Linked DNA regions of Homo sapiens: region 2 is linked to region 1. The links are chromatin loops, found by intact Hi-C in ENCODE. Cell type or tissue: endothelial cell of umbilical vein. All regions are shown on one strand. Links, peaks and the distances in the headings refer to the core of each region. The heading gives the core; the rest is flanking DNA. Region 1 overlaps ERI3 (ERI1 exoribonuclease family member 3). Region 2 overlaps SLC6A9 (solute carrier family 6 member 9).

Region 1 (8,940 bases), core at 246-8,245:
GACACAGCCACTCTATTTTATATTCCAGAAACTGTTTTTATATTAATCTGTATTTTAATTGGGTAACAGCTGCTGCCTACAGACTTCCCATGGTCTAAAAGGAAAATAAATTAGAAAGATTAACTACACTGTTGTTTTGCAAAGCTTTAACCCACAGCATGCCCACCCGGCTGGCACCTCCACACCCTTTCCTTGCCTGGAAGACCAAAGAACTGCCCAGTAGAGGGAGGGCCTGAGTCAAAGAGAAGAAAAGATGGTCCGCTAAGGGCTGGGGGGCTGGGAGTGGGGAAGTGCCCTCAGTCAGCAGCTTCAATAATCTTGGAGTACAAAGGACTCCTCCTTTTATTTAGTCAACAACTATTCATAGAAAGCCTACTACGGGCTGGGCCGCATTACAGGAACTAGAGATCCGGCAGTGAAGAAAAATGTAAAAACTCTGCCCTCATGGAATACATGTTCTCAGCAGCCCCCTCCTACACCCAGCCCCAACTAGTACCGAGAGCCTCTACATCTTCCAGAGCCGCAAACCGAGCAGGCAGTTGCCCTGTTTTGCCTCAGGCATGAAGGGGCCAAAGAGAGTCAGGAGGAGGCTTATTACCAACCCCAGATTAGTGACAGACACCCACAGGCCCACCGCTGCCCATTCTGGTCCAGCTTCTCTCCTGTTAAGCCTAGGGCTTAGACACATCTTCAGGCCTGGAGCTGAGGCTCAACATCAGGACCATCCTGGAAAAGGCGGACCACAGCCACTCTCACTTCTTAGGAAGCTCCAGGGTCCAAATGTTAGTCTTGTGTCTGGTCTGAGTTTCAGGCGGCAAGGTTAGGTCCACTCCTTCTCTTGGCTCCCACCAAGGGTCTCTCAAATGAGCTGAATGCCAAGGGCTTAAAGAAAGTCTCACTCACACAGGAAAGCAATGCACCCTTGCCAAGAGCCCTCCCTCCCTGGAGATAAGGCTTAGGTCAGCACCTGTGTGTACCCCATAAGCCCCTGCCCTGGGCCCCAGGAAAATCACTGATGTGGGGCAAGAAAATCACTACACCAAAATGGAAAACCAGGGTGCTGCTCTGGTGTTCTGCTGCAGGATGCCTCACTGCAGACTAAACCCAACTCTCCCACCTGGAGCTGGGGAAATGGAGCTCCAGCATCCTGGGGCTTTCACAAACTCCACTCCAGTGCTCAGTGATCCTAGAATCATCAGCCTGGGAGGAGCCTAGTGAGGTCAGCTCCTTCTCTCACCATGCTTCCCAGACAACAGCCATTTTCATTTGTGGCTCAGTAAAGCATGGCTCACAGCTGAGCTCCTCAAGGATTTGCATTTAGCCCCCAGAGACACAGGGGCTTGAGCAGTTGGCTCAGCTAGACAAAGCCTTCTCAGGGAAGGCCTCAGGCTCCTGTATTAATCCCTCCAAGGATGGACCACCCCTTTTCAGCTCTGCCAAGGCACTGGACAAAGAAGGGATGAAATTAAAGTTAGTTCTGGGCTGGGCATGGTGGCTCAGCCTGCAATCCCAGCCCTTTGGGAGGCTAAGGCAGGAGGACTGCTTGAGCCCAAGAATTTGAGACCAGCTTATGCAACATAGAGAGACCCCATCTTTTTTTTTTTTTTTTAAGTAAAAATTAGTTCCTCTACCTGATACTAATGACCTATAAGACACGTGTAAGGTTTATACAGGATGCTATGAGGGAACGAGACAATTTTATCAAATTAATACTGGGAAGTTCTATCTTAGGCCTAACTTAAATCCTTCATGTTACAGTTTAAGCCCAGTCCCACTTGGGTTAATACATGTTTGTAAAAAGCTTTCACTCCTTACAATGAAAGGTACTAGAGCAAAGCCAAGTATTACTAAGCTGAGAACCAGGGCTCACAGGCTAAACAGAGCTCAGAGACCTTAGCCACTTAAAGCAGGAGAGGTGAGAGGAAGAATTAATGTGTGCTCTGTGGCTCCTTTCAATGAGGGATTACAGATTAACTCCCACTTCTCCAGACTCAGAAACCACAAGGCAAGGGGCTTTTGACCCTGACTGATAACATGGCTGGTTACTGAGATCCCCTACCCTCACAAGGGCTTTGTCCAGGAATGAGCTGGCTTCATCAAGAACACTAGCAACTACAGGAAGCAGCCCAGGAAACTCAGTGCCAATAGCATGTCAGCATCCAGTGCTTTCTCCTTTCACAGTTTATCTCCAACACAATCGTATTCTGACACCAAGACAGTTTGTTGATTACATAAGCACTTGTCTCTGGTGTGCAATCTGATAATCAGACCCACTCTTTCTCTTCAGACAAAGAGACCAATAAATCTCACCCTTTATAAGTACAGGTGCAAGACAAAGCCCTTTACTGGCACTTAGCAAAATGAGTATTTCTCTAGTTTTTTTTTCATGATAACAACAACAAAAAGAAGACATGGTTAGGGACTGTGCAGCAGCCCAGCTGCTAGAGATAGAGACTTGATGAACTGGAGCAGATTCTAGAGGTCAAAGGGAAAGGGCTCGGGAAGGAATGAAACACATCCCATCCTATCTCTGTCAGAACCACGTCTCCAGGCCGACTCTCAACTGAAACTAAGAAGGGACCTCAAGAAGGGTACTAACACATTCCTAATATGAAGCAGTAAAAGTAGGAGTCTCTCTGTGTGTGCTAGAGACTTGTTCAAACTGGAATCCTTCTTCCTACTGTCCAGCACTGAGCCTGCTTCTCTCCCCAAGCATGTGCCCATGTGTGTGCACATGTCATACGCATGTGCGTGCACACACACACACACACACACACTGGGGTTAAGAACTTCTTGTGCACAAGAGAGAAAATCCTGCCAGAGGAACTACTTAAGTATAATCTGGAGGTTTGGGACTGTTCCTCACACTTACTAATGAGAGATTTTCTCTGGTTGGAATGACCTCCATCCCCACCCGCAAAAGGCACCAACTGCCAGGTTGGATGAGGTTTCAGAATGACAGCCCCCATCCTGTGTCTATGCCTCTCGGAGATACAATTCCATCTGGTATGGAGACAGGGCAAAATATATATGATCTGAGGTTTTCCAAACAAGACTTTACTTACTTACTCAAAATAACAAGTCAGCAGTACAGTTGTTTTTGGGAGAGACAGAAAATAACTCCTTGACAATATTCATTCATTTAAGGGACACGTATCAAGTGTTTACTTGGTAGCAGACCCTAATGATGGGATGGAGATGGATCAGGTCTAGTTTCTTCCCTCAAAGAACTTATAGTCTAGTGAAAAGACAGATAAATAATTATAGTATAAAGTATCTGATCAGTTCTATGTTGGAATAAGCACAACTCAATCTGGGGATCAGGGAAAGTGACCCTAAGCAGAGTCCTGGAGGTCAAGCAGGAGTTGGCGGGGAGAGTGGGAACTCTGTGCAGGCAGGAGGACCATCATGTGAAAAGACAGACTGTAAGAGGGCAACCTCTGGGTGAGGGGAGCTAGGTGGGAGATGAAGCAGAGAGATATGAGGCTGGCCAAAAAAGGATGGACAAGATCATGGCGAGTTTTGAGCTCTGGAAACCTGAGACAAAATGGCAGACCCGGTGCCTACAGAACAACCACATTTTCACTTTTAGAACAGCCTTCATAATAAAGATCCCAACTACCACTCCTACTCCCCTCCAAATTATGTATGTGCATCCTTGGGTGAAGCTTTCTAGAGAGAAGAAACTGTTCATCATAGTCTCACAATCCCTCCTCCCATTCCCACAAAAAGTAGCAGCAGCAGCCTTACTCTAAAAGAAGTCCCTCTTCTTCCGATACTCTCAAGCATCCACTCCTGCCCAGGGTCCAGCTCCAGCAGAATACTGTTACATTCCTAAACAGGTAGCAAACTTACTAAAATTTGGGCCTGCCTGTCTACGTAAGGACAAGAGGACATTAGCCTTTCAAGGCCAGTGGAGGGCTCAGGTAACTGGCTGGCTTAAAGAAAGTCTTTCCTTCCCTTCGCATAAGCAAGGGAATTTTCATCATCATTAAAATGGTGATTTTTCAAAAAGGGCAGAAAAGTCAGATTAGCGCCCCCTGGTGGTATAGGTAAATCCCAGGGGAAAGGGGAAACCCCGGCAGAGGAAGGCGAAAACCAGAACCCAACATCATTAGTTGGAATAACAAAAGGCTTAAGAGGCTAGGCGCCTTGGCAGATGGATGCCTGCAACAAAAGCCCCACCTGGGTCAGCTGGCAAACACTGGCATCGAATTCAGGAGCAACCTCGAGACCTCCTGTCTGGGCTAAGTCAGCCTCAGGGCCCACCAGGGTCAAACAGGCTCATCCCCAGCCTTCTTACCAAGGAGACTGTTTGGGATAACTCAAGAACCCTTTTTCACCTATTTCATTCACATGTAGAAGATAGGTCTCTAAATGAAGGCACAAAGTCTCTAATGTACCTCAGCCCCAGACTCTTAAAAGATTCTCATCACCCCTGCTACCACACATTCTTAACCCCTGATTGCACCACAGCCTGTTGGCCACCACTGAGTGCATTACATGACATGTCACAGGGAAAAGTAGCCACAGAAGACTTCACACAGTTCTGGGAGTTAGAACTTGCAGGGGCTCCTCCCCTCTGCCAATGGCTCTTTTGAGCCTCCAGCAATCATTAAAATCTCAGTTAGGCCCAGTTTCACAATCTGTAAAATGCAACCAATACTAACCTGCTGACAAGGAGGCCAAGTACAGTACCCACCTAGGATAAGCAGATTTCAGCCTTGGCCAGCCAGGTCTCATGCTTCACTGAGACCACTCTTCTCTTCCCTCGGTGACAGAATGTACCTTCGACAAACTCAACCTACGCTTCACACAGGACCACTTTACAGGAGGACAGAGTAACAATGCCAGAAAGCTAAGAAGGCCTGAACATAACCCTGCCTTCCAAGTGGCTGAAATCTTTACCTCTTGCCAAGGGGCCCTAAGGAAAACTGAACTGGAAAGAACTTGAACCCCAGAAATGCCATTCTGCTCCTGGTCTCCAAGTGCCGGTCACCAGGAAGGGATGCTGGGGAAGCAGGGGTAGACTAAGCCACTGCTCTCCCTGGGTCCCCAGTAACAACAGTGACCTGAGTGGAGTGGCAGACTTCATAAAACCTAACTGCTAGGTCTAGTGTGCACTTGCCTTAAGGATTGATAAGCCCTATGCTTTCTCTAAGTGGCCTATATAGAGCACCAAGGATTCCAAAATTCCCCTCCCAGCAGCCCCTGCTGCCCACTTCCAGGGCCCTTACCTCTGTACAGAATGGGGTAAGCTGTGGATGGACTACAGGCTGGACATACATGTGAAAGGTAGACTCAATCTCCATGGTCCGGCCATTTAGCTTTAGGATGGGGAACTCGATGATTTCCTGGAGTGCCAAAGATACAGAAAAGGAAAAATAAGTTATTGTAATCAACCATTTCCAACAGTAGCTCCAAGTCAACAAAGAATGAGTGTTTTGGATTCATTAGTGTTTTGGGTTCATTAGCTCCTGCCAGGCCAAACCCAAGATTGAGTGAGACGGCACCAGCAGTTACAATCCTAACCTTCCCACTGCTAATATCCTCATAGGTTCCAGGGACTGAACACAGCCCTCATCCCCATTGTTTCTGGAAATGGGAAGGAAGACAGTGGTATCATCTGCCCCAGTTTCTCCAACTGGTTCTCTAGCAGAGGCTTGCTAACTTGAGCCCCTAAGAATACGCCCTTCTTTCTCTTGCCCAGGTCCCTGTCCTGAAATGGGTCTGATCTCCTGCCATATAGACAACCAGCCATCAGACCAATGCATAGATTTCCTTGTATGAAGTTTGAACCAAGCTGGTAAGTTTCTTCATTAGTTCTTATTTTTCAAAAAAAGATAAAAAATAAAGCCAAAGGGGATCCCAAAGAGAAGGAGAAAAGAGTAACAGTAATAGGAGCTAGCGCCTCCCACCTTTCAGGCAGCACACACTACCTCTACAACGCCAGCCCAATCGCTTAGCTAGCCTTTCCCAGTCCACTGAAACATAATGGAAGAGAAGGACAAGGAGTGACAATTTGTTTGGTGTCTCTAAGATTAATTTGTCTCCGCTATTTAATAGAGATGCACAGCACCAAGGTCCTGGTGTGCAAACAGGCTTGCAGAACGCTGGCTGTGCAGCACGCCTCATACATCGCTCCTGGGAAGGGAGGAACGCACCAGAGTGGGGAGAGGGCAGAAGAGAGCACGTGCGTACCAGAGAGAAGAGGGAAAGCGAGGAGAGAGAATAAAAAAAATTATTGCTTTTTAATATTCAAAAACAGTTTGCAAAATTTAATCAAAGCAGAGGAAAAGCTAACATTTTTACCACTTTGACATTTTTATTAGCGCTTTCATAAATTTTTAAAACATGAATGGAATTAGTTTACAACACAAAAAAAAACTGCCCTGAAAACATCTGGAAGAGACAAATAGGAAATAATAAAAAAAATAAATAAAAGCAAAATTCTCTGAGTAAAATTAGCATGTGGAAAGGGCCTCCACTGCAGAGAGAAAGGAAGGGGGCTCTGCCTATTCAGTGACCCTAATAGTCAGCTCCAGCAGCACCCCTTCCCCAGGTCCTTCATTCTGGAGAAGACCTTTCCAGTATCATTAAAATCAAGGTAAAGTGGTTCTCTCCAGAGACAGCCTGGAGAAGCAACACGAAACGGATGACACCTGACTGCACTTAGGAAATTGATGGGTGGGAAAACACAAGGAGAAATGGTCAATCTCCTTGATGTCCCAGGAAAGCCAGGTATCCTCCCGGCAAAACATACCCACTAATATTGGGCTTGTTTTTAAAGCATCTATTTCAATCCAACACATCAGGACCGAAAACCAAATCAAGTCAGTCAGACTTCATGCCAGAGAGATTCAAAGATTGTGGTTGCCTTGTCTCCGTGGGCTGATCTCCAAAGATGAGGAAGCTGACAGGAGCTTATTCCCAGAGATAGAAAGGGCAAAATGGCTGCAAGGCTGAGGCAGAGGGGAGAGAAGGGAGGCCCAGACTGCTGCTTAGACCAGGTAATACCTCTCCTTCCAAGGTGAAGAGAGGGGGACACTCATTTCCCAATTCCCTGGACCTTCTGTTCCCCAAGAAGCATTACATACAGAGTAAATGGGGGTTTGGAACTGAATAACAAAATCGAACACACACCAAAAAAATACACATTGGTCCCCCTGCAAAATCAGGTATCCAGGATTCCAAGAGCCAACTCTGAGGTGTTGCCCATGAATCAGGCTCATCTGACTCCTGATTTTTCCGATGTGTCCTTCCTCTTCCCCTAAGTAGAAGAAACACTTCCTCAACAGAAAGAGCTCTATAGCCTGGTGAGTATGGCTGCCCTGGTGTCTAAGGAAACAAATACAGCCAGCTCCTCACTAACAATGTTAGCTGGGCCCACAATGAAATTTAACCTGTGACACAACTGTACTTTTCATTTAAACTTTCATTTGGAGAGCAGCAGTGTTTGGAGACCTACAGTTTGTCCTGCTAATAAAGACAAGTGTTGGGACCTTTAAGGATGCCATTCATCTTTGGCTTTTTATTAAATTCAATTTTCTTAAGCCCATGATACATTATGAAATTAGGAGTTGACATTCCTCTGGAAATAAAAATATCTATCAAACATTAATAGAAAAAAACCCTCTATTACCAAGAATTTATGGCTTAAAGTTGATCTCTTTCCACTTTTTTACAAGCACATGGTTTGTTTTAGATATCCGAAATGCTATTATAGATCTAGGATTTCATTAGTATTTATTATAAAATAGTATGTGCTTCAGCTTCCACTCTGACCAGCACCAAGTCAACATCCCCAGCAGACTCTCTGGAAACTTGGCCTTTGGGTTTCCGCATTGCAGCAAATAACAGCAAATACTGTAGCTCAATATTCAAACTTTCCTGATGTTAGCTTCCTCACCCATAGGGAAATGGGGCCAACTACGTGCTGAAACTCAGTGCCATGCTCCCAGAGAGGAAGAACAAGCCAGACTCGGATCCACGCAAAAAAAAAAAAAAGGAGGGGGGTAGGCCCCTGAAATTCCCAGGGTGCCTACACCCAAGGCTCAGGACACATCAAATTGGGCCTATTATAAACATATCTCTGATAATGCTAGCTCATCAGCCAAGCCTTCTCCCCAAGACCAAGAAGAGGTGGTTTCAAGCACCAGTCTCAAAACGTGACTTTGCAGGGGCCCTTCCTCCACAACATGAGGAGCTGTTATTAACAATGAGCCTACACACTGGCATATTCACTTGAGCTACTGAGGATGCAAAAGAGAAGCTTCTGAGAAAAGACTCTCTGAGAAATTAGAGCAGCAAGGACCTCACTGAGGTACTTCTTACCATCCCATATTGCCCAGCCAGTACTTCCATACTTCCCAGAACCTCAAAATACTGGCCCAAACAGCCCAGTAGTGGGAGAGGTGCCCCAATCTGCACCAAGTTGGCACAACTCTGCAGCCAGGGCACCTGAAGCATGACAAACATTTTGAAGATTTTTAGCTGATAATGATCAGAGATGGAACCCCAACACTACAGGTTAGTGGCATTAATCCCAACACAAAGATTTGTGACAATGTGCCCAAGTGCCAGCCTCTATGTCCAGTTGCTCAGATAATGAAACTGTTATTCCTGACCCTGACCTTTTCTCTCAGCCAATTTCATCATTCCCCTAGGAAGAGGTTTATTTCAGAAACAGTTTTGTGTAAAAGTAGCACCAGGAAGGAAGGAAGGACCAGTCGTATTTACCAGCCCTCTTTCCCTATCCTAATAATAGCTTTACAATTCTTTGCCTTTGTATGCCATTTGCATTCAATTAAACTACCTGAGTGCCTACTTTGTGTAGGCTATCAGACAGGGGCTGGAGCAGGACTAGAGATAAGATGTAGTCTCCACTTTGGAGAAGCACATGGACTATGAGTGGAAAAGATAGGCAAACAAAGAACAGTA
Region 2 (8,940 bases), core at 386-8,385, 310 kb before region 1:
CTGAGATCAGGCTGCAGAGAGTGCAGGAAGGGGGCAGCCTCAGCCCAGCAGGGAGCACTCACCGGTAACAGTTATTGTGGAACTTGTTGTAGGAAGCCATGGTGATGAGGCCTCCCCACGCGCAGCCCAGTGAGTAGAAGATCTGGGAGGCAGCATCACCCCACACCTGCAGGGAAGGACCGGTGGGTGAGGAGCTGTGGGCAGAGGCAGGCACCTCCCTGGCCCCTCCCCAGCCCCCTTCCGGTTTCCCTCACTTCCCACCTTGGCCTCCAGGATCTTGTCCCACTGCGGGGTTAGGTAGTACATGATGCCGTCAAAGGCTCCCTCCAGGGTCACTCCGCGGACAAACAGAATGGTCAGCACCACGTAGGGGAACGTGGCCGTGAAGTACACCACCTGGCACAAGAGGGCTCCATGGACTCTTCTGGGCTCTCCCCTCCCCTGGGCACCACCACCCTGGCTCCCTAATCACCACCAGCCCCCTGGTCCCTCTCCGGCTCCGGAGTCCCTTCAGCATCCCCTCCCTGCAATACACACATAACCCAGGTAGGGGGCAGGGTCTTTCTGGGTGGGCACAGACCCTGCTGGGGAGGGGTACTTGCTTTCCCTGAAGACTTGACCCCTCGGATGAGGCAGAGGAAGACGACCAACCAGGAGACACCGAGGCAGCCAAGGAGGGGCAGCCGCACCTCCCCAAAGTTCCCAATGTCATCTGACAGCTTCAGCACGTACAGCCTGGGAAGGGGAGACTCTGTCACTGAGGGCCAGCCGCCGCTGCCCAGCAACAAATTCCCAAGGCCCAGGGCCCACCCGGGCTGTACCCTCCTTTGTCATGAGGTCCCAGCAGCCACCTTGTGTGACATGGGAGCTACTTCAGGGGCCCAGCCCTGGCCGGCCCAGTCCCCTCCACCTGCTGCAGCCCCTGGGGAGCCCAACACAGTCCACTGCTCTGCAGCCTTTCCCAGGCCCTTCAAGGGCTCCTGGAGGCCACACCCCAGGCTTGGGTGGTCTTCCTAGTTCCTGGGCGAGGAGATCTCCTTGTCCCCAGTTGGGCTCAGCCCAGGTCCTTGTTTGCACACTTCTCCCTTCAGGAATGCCTTTTCCTCATTCTGTCAGGTGTCACCTCCTCCAGGAAGCCACCAGTGAGCATTTCACGTGCACCAATTAGCTCTATCTCTGATAAATTGAGGGAAGCAGTGGAATGCTCAGTAAAGATTGGACCCTGGCTGGGTGTGGTGGCTCACACCTGTAATCCCAGCACTTTGGGAGGCCGTGGTGGGTGGATCACCTGAAGTCAGGAGTTCAAGACCAGCCTGGCCAATATGGTGAAACCCCGTCTCTACAAAAATTAGCCGGCCATGATGGCGGGTGCCTGTAATCCCAGCTACTCGGGAGGCTGAGGCAGGAGAACTGCTTGAACCCAGGAGGTGGAGGTTGCAGGGAGTGGAGATTGTGCCACTGCACTCTAGCCTGGGCAACAAAGCAAAAGTCCAATCTCAAAAAAAAAAAAAAAAAAAAAAAAGATTGGACCCAAATTTCTCCCCTCTGGGTGGCTCCATCTGGCACCCTATGTCATACCAGCTGTGATCTTTTGATCAATCAGACATTTACGTGCCCGGGCCTGTGCTAAGTGCTGGGCATACAGGCCTGCAGGGGCATCTCCCCAGCCCTCAGGGAAGAGGGCAAAGAACAACTGCTCTACCTCCAGCACCAGCATTCAAAGTAAAGAAACCATTTCTTGTTTGAAGGATTTTTTTTTTTTTTGACACAGTCTTGCTCTGTCACCCAGGCTGGAGTGCATTCGTGCGATCTGGGCTCACTGCAACCTCCGTCTCCCAGGTTCAAGCGATTCTCCTGCCTCAGCCTCCCGAGTAGCTGGGATTACAGGTATGCACCAATACGCTGGGCTAATTTTTGTATTTTTAGGAGAGATGGGGATTTCACCATGTTGGCCAGGCTGGTCTCAAACTCCTGACCTCAGGTGACCCACCTGCCTCAGCCTCCCAAAGTGCTGGGATTACAGGCGTGAGCCACCACGCCTGGCCTGAAGGATTTTTTAATACTTTGTCTAACCATATATGCTAAACAGGTAGTGTTTTATATTATTATTATTGAGACAGGGTCTTGCTCTATAGCCCAGGCTGGAGTGCAATGGCACAATCATGGCTCACTGCAGCCTCGACCTCCCAGTCTCAATCGATCCTCCCACCTCAGCCTCCCGAGTAGATGGGACTACATGTGTGCACCACCATGCCCAACTAATTTTTGTATTTTTTGTAGAGATATGGTATCGCCATATTGCCCAGGCTGGTCTCGAATGCCTGGGCTCAAGCAATCCTCCTGCCTCAGCCTCCCAAAGTGCTGGGATTACAGGCATGAGCCACCGCACCTGGCCTATATTATTTTTGACTGCAAGAATATAGCGTTACAGTGTTAGGGACTGAAGAGTTTAAAAGGCTAGCCTGGAAACCAAATGATGAATTCTAGCTTTATTTTTAGGGCATCATATTCTGTTTTTTGTTTGGTTTTGGTTTTGGACCACATGCTTTTGAGATCAAACAGCCTAAGGACATTTGGAACCCAACGTATTTACAAGTGACCTCTTGACACATGACATCTCCAGAATTACTCTGCGTTGCTTTAAAAATGTCTCCACATGACAAATCTTATTTCCCCGGCCAGGTGGTGAGTGCCTTGAGAACAGGACCCTCAGGAACAGGTCCCACAGGGGCTGTGGTTGTGCTGCCTGAGCTCCTATCAGCAGTCTTAGTGATTTAGGCTGCATTATCTCATTTTGTCTTTAAAACCAGGTAGGTATCACGACTGCCCAATTTCATGGACAAATGACTGTGAACGACCTCCCAAGGCCACAGCTAATATGCGACAGAGCCAGGATTTGGGAGGAGTCTGTGTGACTCCAGAGCTGCCATGAAGACCCTGGGGGACAGGAGCTGGGCCCCACAGGGACCGCAGAGGTGAGAAGGCCTGGTCACGAGTTTAGGACCCAGTAGCAGGTATCAGACCAGCACAGGGGACTGGAAGGCAAGATTGTGAAGAGGGTGGCGAGGGAGGGGAGGACCCTGAGTGAGAAGGGTGAGTGGGTGAGAGGCAGACATGGGCTCAGAAATCTGCCGTTTGAGCTTCTCTCGCTTTAGAGTCTCTTCATCTTACTTTTGATTAGCTTCCCTCATTTGTAAAATGGTGATTTTTAAAATCCCTACACAAGCTACCTAACAGGGTTTTTGTGGCACTCCAGTGAGATCGCGCAGCTGTCCAAAGGGTCATTGGAGAGTGTGGACTAAACACCTGCACAGCCACCCCCACCTAATTCACCCCGGCACACCCAGCAACAGCAGCACCAGACGGGCGCAACACACACAGATTCTGATACAGCGACTGCTGCCTAGCTCCTTAACCTCTAAACGGCAGTTTCTGAGTCTGAAAATATGGATACTAATATCTACTTAGATAACATGCCTGGCACCTAGTAGGTGCTCAACAATAAGGGTGCTTCCTTTCCTCCCTTGCTGAAGCCAGCCTGGGTTGCTCTCTTCAGGGCCATTTCCCTGGATCTCCAGGAGAGGGCAGCAGGGAGCCGTGCTGCCGGGAAGGTATCCCGCATGGGACAGTGGCCAGTTAGGCAGGCCTGGCTCCAGCCCGCGCTGGGGAGTAGAGTGCAGCGGCTCCACCAGCCAGATTTCTTTGAAGGCTCTTCCCCTCTGATTTTACTGGATAAAATCTCTAGAGCTTTGCCCTGGGTGGGCCCAGGGCTGGGAATCTCTGGCAGTCAGTCCCTGGGACAACCACCACTGGAGCATCTGGGGGTGGGGTTGCACAAGGCTTTGTGTTTCTGGGAGCTTCCAGAAAGGTTCATCACCCCAGACTAGATCAAGTTGACCAGTCCACATCATGCCTCAAATGTAATAAAACGCCTCACTCAGCAATATCTGCTCGTTCTCCCATCGGACGGCAGCTCCGTGAGGACAATGTCTGCCTCCCTGCCCTCTCTCCCCTCTGAGAACAGTACCTGGTACCTAGTAGGTGCTCAAGAAATCAGCTGGGTGTGGTGGCTCATGCCTGTAACCCCAGCACTTTGGGAGGCCGAGGTGGGTGGATCACCTGAGGTCAGGAGTTCGAGACCAGCCCGGCCAACATGTTGAAACCCTGTCTCTACTAAAAATACAAAAACAAGCCAGGCGTGGTGGCGGGTGCTTGTAATCCCAGCTACTAGGGAGGCTGAGGCAGGAGAATCGCTTACCCCGGGAGGCAGAGGTTGCAGTGAGCTGAGATCGTGCCACTGCACTCCAGCCTGGGCAACAGAGCGAGATTCTGTCTCAAAAAAAAAAAAAAAAAAAAAAAAGAAATCATCTGTCCATTCAGTTCCAGGTGTATTTTTTAAAAAGAAAATAAATGTTAGGATGTTAAAAATTAAAAAATGAAAGACAAATGAAATGACCTGTCTGGTAACTGAGTGCCTGAGTCTGCCCATGCCCCTCTGGGGGACAGCAACTGTGTTCTCTATGCTCTGGGTCCTTGAGAATAGTGGCCCTGTCTTACCTGTCTTTGAGTGTCTACAGCCCAGCCCAGAGGTTGGCACAGGGAAGCTGAGTCCTTCAGGGTCAGAGTACTTGGACCTGGGTTTAGAGGCCCTGTGGTGACTTGCGGTATCCTCAGACCCTTGTACATTTCAGCCATGGCTTTCCATCACATGTGGAGAAAAGCCTCAAACCCTTAGCCTGGCATGGGAGGCCCTGTGTTATATGATGCCTGCTGGCCTCTTCTGTCTTGTCACTCAGCGTCCCACCTGCTCCCAACCCCAGCTCCAGTTTGCCTCCTTCTGGCCTCTGCTCACCTGCTCATGTGGTTCCCAATCTCTCTACTTTCCTCTCTCCCTTCTCTGGGAAGCTCTGACTGCCTGGTCTTGCCCCATCCCCTTAGCACCAAGCACTACCTCTTTGTGTCTCTGTGACACCCCTGCACATACCTGGACCGAGGCACTTGCCCTACTGTGATTAGCAATCTGTCTCCCCACTGCCCTGTGAGCTCCTCAGGACAGGGGCTCTGGGCTGTTCATACCTACCATGGGGACACAGGGCCTGGCAGAGCAGAGGCGTGAATGTTGTGGAATAAATGGTGGAGGCCTGCCAGCATGCCCCCAAAGCCCTCTGCCCAGGGGTTCCCCAGCAAGACACAGGGAATTTCCAACTGGTGGGTGGAGGGCACAGCAGGATGGCCTGAGACTCTGGTCTCTGTCGCCTCTGAACAAAATGTGCCAGGATGTCTTGATCACGGCACCCCCGGCTCAGAGACCTTCCATGGCGTCTTTTGTTCTGCATCATCAAGTCTAAGCCTAATCCTGGCAAGTTCTTTATGAAGGCAGTGCCACTTCCTAGGCCACCTGAAGCCCATGCATTCTCCCCACACCTGTTACTCTCATCAGAGTAGGCTCCCTTCAGCTTTGGGGCCAGCCTCTGCTCATCTGGGACAGAGCCTTTGCCCACACTCTTCTTCTCCCCAGGATCTGCCCCCCTTTCCCCTGAGTCTCCTCTGAAGGCTGGTTTGCTGGATTTCTGACGGCCTTCCTCACGGCTACTCTGTAAAGATCCTGCAACTCAACATTCCATCTTCCATTGCTTTCTTTCTTTTTTTTTTTTTTTTGAGATGGAGTCTTGCTCTGTCGCCCAGGCTGAAGTGCAGTGGCGCGATCTCAGCTCATTGCAAGCTCTGCCTCCCGGGTTCACGCCATTCTCCTGTGCCTGCCACCACGCCCGGCTAATTCTTTTCTCTTTTTGTATTTTTAGTAGAGACAGGGTTTCACCGTGTTAGCCAGGATGGTCTCGATCTCCTGACCTCGTGATCTGCCCGCCTCGGCCTCCCAAAGTGCTGGGATTACAGGCATGAGCCACCGTGCCCGGCCTCCATCTTCCATTGCTTTCTGTACATCAGGCTCTTCTCCTAAACTCTTCACTCACCTCTACCCTCTCCCAGCCCAGCAGCGGGCTGAACCTGCAGCAGGCACCCTACTTTGTCTTCAGATGGTTGCCCAGTGGGGACAGGGTTGCCACCAGGTTCCCCCCACCCCAGGTCCTGCAGGTGCCTCACCTCCAGTACTCCTCGCTGGGGCTGGTCCTCTGGAGGCTGTGGTTGAGCAGGTGGGAGAGGTTGCTGGGCAAGGCGGCTGGCCGAGAGCCATTGGTGAGGTTGGAGGCGTCCAGTACACCGGCGCAGTCATGCGTGTTCCAGGGGTTATTGCAGTAGGCCCAGGGCAGCACGTGCGTCATGGACGAGAAGAAGTAGTAGAAGGCGATGCAGATGACCACATTGTAGTAGATGCCGATGTAGGTGGACACCACCATCATACCATAGCCCACTCCTGCAGGAGGGGAGGGGTGGGGGGAGGAGCCTCAGCATCCAGCAGGAGGAGGTGAGGTTAATAATTTCTTTTTTTTCTTTTCTTTTCTTTTTTTTTTTTTGAGATGGAGTCTAGCTCTGTTGCCCAGGCTCTGACACCCAGGCTGGAGTGCAGTGGCGGAATCTTGGCTCACTGCAAGCTCCACCTCCTGGGTTCATGCCATTCTCCTGCCTCAACCTACCGAGTAGCTGGGACTACAGGCGCCCACCACCACGCCTGGCTAATTTTTTTGTATTTTTAGTAGAGACGGGGTTTCACTGTGTTAGCCAGGATGGTCTTGATCTCCTGACCTCGTGATCCGCCTGCCTCGGCCTCCCGAAGTGCTGGGATTACAGGCGTGAGCCACCGCGCCCGGCCTTTTTTTTTTTTTTTTTTTTTTTGAGACGGAGTTTTTGCTTTTCTTGCCCAGGCTGGAGTGCAATGGCGCGATCTCGGCTCACTGCAACCTCCGCCTCCCAGGTTCAAGCGATTCTCCTGCCTCAGCCTCCCGAGTAGCTGGGATTAGAGGCATGCGCCACCATATCTGGATAATTTTGTATTTTTAGTAGAGATGGGGTTTCCTTTTTTTTTTTTTTGACATGGAGTCTCCCTCTGTCGCCCAGGCTGGAGTGCTGTGGCATGATCTTGGCTCACTACAAGCTCTGCCTCCCGGGTTCACGCCATTCTCCCGCCTCAGCCCCCAGAGTAGCTAGGACTGCAGGCACCTGCCACCACACCAAGCTAATTTTGTTTTTGTATTTTTAGTAGAGACAGGGTTTCACCGTATTAGCCAGTATGGTCTTGATCTCCTGACCTTGTGATCCGCCTGCCTTGGCCTCCCAAAGTGCTGGGATTACAGGGGTAAGCCACCGCGCCCGGCCAAGATGGGGTTTCTCCATGTTGGTCAGGCTGGTCTCAAACTCCTGACCTCAGGTGATCTGCCTGCCTTGGCCTCCCAAAGTGCTGGGATTACAGGCGTGAGCCACTGTGCCTGGCCCGAGGTTAATAATTTCTAAGGGCCCAAGGGGCAGGCTGAGATGGAGGGCCAAAGGAAGGCCAGGTCAAGGTCTTGGTAGGGGTAAGTTGGCGGGGGGTGGCGCAAAGGAGTTTTGTGTGTACACGTGGTAGGAGGGGAGGGTGGCAGCCAAGTAAACATGGGTCCCAGCATGCATCCATGGCTTAGGCCGTTGATGTGGGGCTTGGGGTCAGCATCAGGGCTCTACAGAGGTCAGCCATGTTTGTACAGATGGGCGAGTTGGCACGGCCCTCAGAGGCCGTTGTGTGTTTGTGTATGTGTGAGCGAGTGCCCCGCCCAGGCCTCACCTTTGAACATGGGGCTGATCCTCCAGACCCCCAGGCACCCCTGGCTTGCAAACTGGCCGAAGGAGAGCTCCATGAAGAAGAGGGGGATCCCGCAGAAGATGAGCATGATGAAGTAGGGGAACATGAAGGCGCCTGGTAGGCAGGGAGAGGTCTGGCTCAGGAGTGGGCTTGGAGGGATCTCACCCTGGGCTTCCTGCTCAGAACTCAACAGCAAAACCTTCGCGATTGGGTAGGACCCAGGGAGGAGTGTGCCAGGCTTGAGCAGGAGCCTGGGCTGAGGCACACCACCCCCAGCCTGTCTTTCAACTTGACAGAGGCTCTCAGGAATTCTGCTTGGAGTGGAATCCAGGTCCCAGAGCCTCCATACTTGGGTGGGATTTGATGGTTTAAACAAGCGATTTCACAAGCATAAGTTGCTGAGATCCTCAACATCCCTGAACCATTTAGGGGGGCTGCTGAACCCCAGGGAATAGAACAGGGAGCCTTGTGGGCGGGGGGGGGGGGGGGTTAGGTCCTTTTCTCACCTCTCCTCACCTCAAAGGGGGCCAACTGGCAGGGCCAGCCCCCAACAACAGACTGCCAGGGTCTGGGGTGGCCTGCCTTAGGCAAAGGGTGCCTAAGCCAGGGATGGGGGCGAAGGAGGCCAGGGCCAGAGGCCAGCCTTTATCTGGAGTGGGTCTGTGCCAGGGAGAGGGTGGCCCAGGCCCTGGTGGGTGGGCTCTACCCAAGTGGGTGGTCCCTGCCCTGTGCCCACTGGGTACCTCCCCCGTTGCGATAGCAGAGGTATGGGAAGCGCCAGACATTGCCCAGGCCCACGGCATAGCCCACGCTCGTCAGTACAAACTCGATCTGGTTGCCCCAGTTGCCCCGTTTGAGGTTCTGGTCCCTCTTGGTGGCCTCGCTGGGCACAGCACCATTCTGTGGGGACAGGAGAGAAGCTACCATCAGCAAGGCATTTGTGCTCCATGCCTGACCCTCTGGGCCTCCCCCAGCAGGGAAACCGTGGCCCCTCCAACACCCCTCCCCGGGCTTCCCCTCTGCTGGCAGGAGCTTCAGGCAGGCCTGGCAAAGGAGGGAAGCAGAGAGTAGTGGCTGCCAGAGGGCGCCAAGCAGAGCTTCCCTCACCAGCCCCACAGCACCCAGTGCCAGGTGCACAGCCCACCTGAGGAGCTGCTACCAGCATCCGGGAGGCGGGACACTGAAGAGGGAGCTAGGGCCAGGAGCCC

What was found. Peaks named below come from ENCODE experiments on the same cell type or tissue, not always from the same donor. Only the 100,000 strongest peaks of a DNase experiment are listed, where the experiment ranks them.
Region 2: a loop joins it to region 1, with 6 times the contacts of the local background. A loop is called at or near these places in 4 of 110 quality-filtered maps.

Annotation. Positions count from the first base shown.
Region 1 is chr1:44,314,391-44,323,330 of GRCh38, forward strand. ERI3 (ERI1 exoribonuclease family member 3) reads right to left here. Exons shown (of 9, transcript NM_024066.3): 4 at 5,238-5,354. Among named protein-coding and RNA genes, the nearest start is that of ERI3, 36 kb to the right of the region's middle. RefSeq lists an enhancer at 265-434. In endothelial cell of umbilical vein, for the core only: a CTCF peak has its summit at 4,046 (motif pointing left); no DNase peak of the experiment used is centred there.
Region 2 is chr1:44,002,251-44,011,190 of GRCh38, forward strand. SLC6A9 (solute carrier family 6 member 9) reads right to left here. Exons shown (of 14, transcript NM_001024845.3): 3 at 8,476-8,632; 4 at 7,715-7,846; 5 at 6,103-6,373; 6 at 603-735; 7 at 262-396; 8 at 63-166. Among named protein-coding and RNA genes, the nearest start is that of CCDC24, 15 kb to the left of the region's middle. RefSeq lists silencers at 3,434-3,640, 3,467-3,526 and an enhancer at 8,364-8,940. In endothelial cell of umbilical vein, for the core only: a CTCF peak has its summit at 3,574 (motif pointing right); a DNase peak (open chromatin) is centred at 3,591.